2 separate regions of the Homo sapiens genome follow, and region 1 is linked to region 2. Evidence: read pairs that join two places in POLR2A ChIA-PET (ENCODE). Cell type or tissue: HepG2. All regions are shown on one strand. Region 1 has its middle 10 kb from the start of SPINDOC. Region 2 holds the start of RCOR2 (REST corepressor 2).

Region 1 (2,500 bases), 110 kb after region 2:
TTTCTCCTCCTCTGTCCACGTGTGTGTTCAATGCTAGGCACTGTTTACATCCTCGTATCACCAAATGACTTTCTGCCCTGCACGTTGGTGTAATAAAATGAGGTGAGTCAGATTGGCGGGCATAGAATTATTCCTGGAAGCTGTTCCTACTTTTTTGTTAAAGTATCCTGTATTGTCTGATATTTTTGCTTTTATAATCAGAATTTAAAATGCCATTTCTATTTTTTAAGAAAAGACCTGGCCAGGCATGATCCAGCACTTTGGGAAGTCAAGATGGGCGGATCACTTGAGGTCAGGAGTTCGAGAGCAGCCTGGCCAACATGGTGAAACCCTGTCTCTACTAAAAATACAAAAATTAACCTGGTGTGGTGGTGGGTGCCTGTAATCCCAGCTACTTGGGAGGCTGAGGCAGAAGAATCGCTCGAACCTGGGAGGCAGAGGTTGCAGTTAGCCAAGATTGTGCCACTGCACTCCAGCCTGGGCGACAAAGCGAGACTCCGTCTCGGAAAAAAGAAAAAAAGACCCTATCACGCCTGTAATCCCTGCACTTCGGGAGGCCCGAGGCGGGTGGATCACCTGAGGTCAGGAGTTTGAGACCAGCCCAGCCAACATGATGAAACCCCGTCTCTACTAAAAATACAAAGAATTAGCTGGGCATGGTGGCGCGTGCCTATAATCCCAGGTACTCAGAAGGCTGAGGCAGGAGAATTGCTTGAACCCAGGAGGTGGAGGTTGCGGTGAGCCGAGATCGTGCCACTGCACTCCAGCCTGGGCAACAAGAGCAAAACTCCATCTCAAAAATACCCCCCAAAACCAAAAAAACACAAGATGCTAATGCAGCAGAATTAGACAAAATAGATCGATTCTTATCTTTTTATGTGTGTTTATCTCACTCTGTCACTCAGGCTGGAGTACAGTGGCACGAACATGGCTCACTGCAGCCTCAACCTCCTGGGCTCAAGCAGTTCTCCCACCTTAGCCCCCTTAGTAGCTGGGACTACAGGCACATCCCACCACGTCCAGCTAATTTTTATATTTTTTTGGTAGAGGCAGGGTTCTGCCATGTTCTGCCACTTGAACTGCTGAGCTCAAGTGATCCTCCCACCTCGGCTTCCCAAAGTGCTAGGATTACAAGCGTGAGTCACCATGCCTGGCCTGATGAATCCTTCTTGACCTGCTCCCTAAAGGTCTCGTAGAGCAAGAATGGCAAGCATTTGTTCTGAGTTGGTTGGCTTATTGTTTCCAGCTATCCCACCCCCTCCTATAATTAGATTATATGTCCAGCCCCATTACCTTGCTTTTCAGTGCCTCAAATGAGACAGTGAATGTTTCCCCACCCTTGTGACTGTGGACGTGACCATGTGACTTGCCTTGGCCAATGGGGCGTGAACAGACATGAAGTAAGCAGTAATCTTAGCTGAGGCGTTGTAGTAATTGTATGGTGTGTGCTTGGTTTCTATTGCGTGTGCCATCCATCTGAGAAGAGCATGCCCTAGGGATATGCTGCTTCTTCAGCTTGGGTCCTGGAATGAGAGACACCTGGAGTAGACTGGAACCTAACTCACAGTACAGCTGGGCCAAGTACAGTTGAGCCCAGCTAGCCTAGTGCAGCCACAGTTGACCTACAGACCTATAAGAAAGAAATGTTTGCTGCCGTAAATGACTAAGTTCCAGGGTTGTTGGTTACACAACATTGCCACAACAAAAAGCTGACTAATACTCCAGACACTGCATTCTCTCCCCAAATCCCCCCCGCCCCCTTTTTTTTTTTTAATTTTATGGGCCTGGCAGGCCGGGTGCAGTGGCTCACACCTGGAATCCCAGCACTTTGGGAGGCCTAGGTGGGTGGATCACCTGAGGTCAGGAGTTTAAGACCAGCCTGGCCAACATGGTGAAACCCTGTCTTTACTAAAAATACAAAAATTAGCCGGGCGTGGTGGTGAGCACCTGTAATCCCAGCTACTCGGGTGGCTGAGGCAGAGAGAAATGCTTAAAACCCTGAAGGCAGAGGTTGCAGTGAGCTGAGATCACACCACTGCACTCCAGCTTGGGTGATAGAGTGAGACTCCGTCTCAAAAAAAAAAAAAAAAAAAAAGGTATGGGCCTGGCGTGGTGGCTCATGCCCGTAATCCCAGCACTTTGGGAGACCGAGGTGGGCGGATCACCTGAGGTCAGGAGGTCGAGACCAGCGTGTTGAACATGGTGAAACCCTGTCTTTACTAAAAGTAAAAAAAATCAGCTGGGCATGGTGGCGGGCACCTGTAATCCCAGCTACTCAGGAGGCTGAGGTAGGAGAGTCACTGCTTGAACCCAGGAGGCGGAAGTTGCAGTAAGCCGAGATCGAGACACTGCATTCCAGCCTGAGCGACAGAGAGAGCCATCTCAAAAATTAATTAAATAAATAGATAAATACATAAATAAATTTTATGGAGATAAGAGTGGTGCCAGGGAGACCTCCCGGTTTGCCCAGCATTGAGAGGTTTCCCAGAATTTGAGATTT
Region 2 (2,500 bases):
CCGCAACACCCCGGCCACTCGGCCGCAGGCAGCGGGTGGGGGCAGGGATCCCTGGCTGGGCCCTAGGCTGCTTCTAAATTTAGGAATCTGATTACAGAGTGGACCAGGAAGGGAAGGGAGAGGAGGGCGCGAGTGCGGGCTCGGCTCAGTCTGGGCACAGCGGGGTGTGCCTGGGTGGAGGTGTGTCCAGGAGACTGGGGCTCCGGGTGGGAGGGGCGGCGGGCGGGGGCTTCAGCTTGTGTGCGCTGCAGCACGTGCCCCGGGCGGCGGGGACGGGCACGGGCGCAGCTCGCAGGCTCGGAGCCGCCGCCGGTGTGTGCGCTGGCTCTTTGTGTGCCTGGCAGGGTGGCTGGGTCTGGCTTTGAAAGTCTCTGCCCACCCCCTCCCCCATCTCCGTCTGTGCCGCTCTACCCGCTTCCCTGTCTGTCACTCTGCCCGTGCTTGTCCGGGGGGAGGGGGATGCTGCTTCCAGCTGGGGTGACAGTGAACCCAGTGGGGAGGAGACCCAGCTCCTCTCTCCCCTGCAGCCCAGACCTTCCCCTACACCTCCCACTCCCCATCCCTCAGCCCTTGCTACCACTGTTTAGGGGTGCATACTGCAGCAGTTAAAGGGAATTGGGGCGACCCTTGGGGACCCACAGATCCACCAGAAGCCAGCCTCTGGCTGGGTAGCTCTTGGAGGAATTCATTCCTTGCCTGTCCAGCCTCCCATCCGTTCTGGCCCCCAAGGGCGCATAAGGGGGGTCCCCCCTGCGGAAGGGGGGGCGGGGAGTTCCTTGGCAGGAAGGGAAATGGAAGGAAAAGCTGGGCTCCACCCGGGCGGGCGGGCAGGCGGCCCCAGGGCCCCCGGGGCAGGCGGCAGTAACCCGAGCCCACTGGTGTGTGGTGTTGGTGTGCGCGTGGGTGGGGCTGACCCCTGGCTACTCCTGGGGGGCAGTGGGGTCTCCCCCAGGGGCAAGTCTGGGAGCCCAGGGACGCGAGGGGAGCCCCCGCAGCGGGACGCGCGCCCCACCAGGGTCCTGATCCCACCCCCTGGAGGTCTGGCCCCGGCCCCCTGGCCCCGCCCCCCGGGCCCTCCCTCCCACCCCAGGGCCAGATGTTCAGCTGGCGGAGGCATCGGCTGGGGGAGGGGTGCTGAGGCCGCAGCCGGCACTACTTCCCTGCCAGCAGCTTCATTGTGTGCGCGAGGAGCGAGCGGCGGCGGAGAGCGGGCGAGCAAGCGGCATCCCGAGCGCGGCGGGGAGAGCGAGCGCGCCGGGGAGGGTGCGAGGCGGCACCCGCGGCTGCGCTCCGCCCGCCTCCCGGCAACTCTGCCCAGCGCCGCGCGCCGTGCGCGCCGTCCCGCCGCCGTCGCCGCCGCCGCCGCCGCCGGTGCCCCGGCCGGCTGCCGTCGCGGGCAGGGGTCTGCTTAGGACACGGGTCCCCGCCCGGGGACTGGGGCATCCCCGGCGCAGCTGAGAGGCGCAGAGCCCGGGGGGCGCAGATTGCGCTCCAGCGCCCAGCCGCTGAACGGCGTGGGCAGGTGGGCGGTGGGGTTCCAGGGCGCCCCGAGGACAGGGGGCCCCGACTTCAGGGGAACCCCAACCCTGAGGGGCGTACATAGTAATCACGCCCCAGCCGCACCGGACCTTGCGCTCATCCCTTGCGTCCCCCACTTCTGCACAAACTTTTCTGACGCCCTGGCTCGTGGGGGTCGTGGAGAGCGCTGGGGCTACCAGGTGGGCTCCCACCCCGCCGGACCCTAGCCACGCTGACCTCCTGCCTCTCCTAACCTCAGTGGCGACCTCTCCAGGCCGGGCCGGGCTCGGCACTCGGAGCGAGTGCGGCAACCACTGTCGCTCTCCGAAGGCTCCTGCGCCCCCCGGGGCAGCTGGGCGGGGTAATGCCCTCAGTGATGGAGAAGCCGAGCGCGGGCTCTGGGATCCTGTCCCGTAGCCGGGCCAAGACGGTGCCCAACGGCGGACAGCCCCACTCGGAGGATGACAGCAGCGAGGAGGAGCACTCGCACGGTGAGCCCGGTGGCCTAGGGTTAAAGGCGCGCCGGCCTGGGGGGAGCGGAGTGGGGCGGGAGGGGGAAGAGTTGCAGACCACGAGCCTGTTACACTGATGGCTCCTGCCTCTCCTGGATTGGAGCCTCTGCGTTGCTTCTCCCACAAACCCAGGCTGCCGGCACAGCCAATCTGGAACCTGGGCCCCTAGCTGCTGTGGAGGCGTCCTGCCGGCCCCTGCCCTGCCCTCACCCCCTCAGGGACCGAGGCATCCCTCCCTTGCATAGAGTGGGTCCCTCATACCTTGCCACCTTGCAGGGGACTGAGGTCTGGCTGGAGCAGGGACTGGAGAGACACCTCCACACAGAGCTGTGAGGCTCCTGTGGTGGGAAGGAGCCTTGGGTTCCTTGCAGGGCTGTGGTCCAGGTCTAGGGGCTGCCCTCCAACCCCGCTCCCCTCCCCCGGAACAAAGCACCCTGCTTGGCCTGGGCTCTAAAACTGTCCCCTTGTCC

Evidence for each region. ChIA-PET counts read pairs that join two places held together with the same protein. Peaks named below come from ENCODE experiments on the same cell type or tissue, not always from the same donor. Only the 100,000 strongest peaks of a DNase experiment are listed, where the experiment ranks them.
Region 1: POLR2A ChIA-PET joins it to region 2 with 5 read pairs; 8 of 35 experiments call an interaction of 5 or more read pairs at or near these places.

The regions. Positions count from the first base shown.
Region 1 is chr11:63,801,975-63,804,474 of GRCh38, reverse strand. No RefSeq gene overlaps it. Among named protein-coding and RNA genes, the nearest start is that of SPINDOC, 10 kb to the left of the region's middle. In HepG2, no CTCF peak of the experiment used is centred here; no DNase peak of the experiment used is centred here.
Region 2 is chr11:63,915,839-63,918,338 of GRCh38, reverse strand. RCOR2 (REST corepressor 2) reads left to right here and starts at 1,175. Exons shown (of 12, transcript NM_173587.4): 1 at 1,175-2,009. The coding sequence starts at 1,883. RefSeq lists silencers at 297-346, 1,024-1,083, 1,224-1,343 and an enhancer at 1,435-2,098. In HepG2, a CTCF peak has its summit at 1,792 (motif pointing left); DNase peaks (open chromatin) are centred at 418, 1,148 and 1,788; H3K4me3 peaks cover 1,701 bases.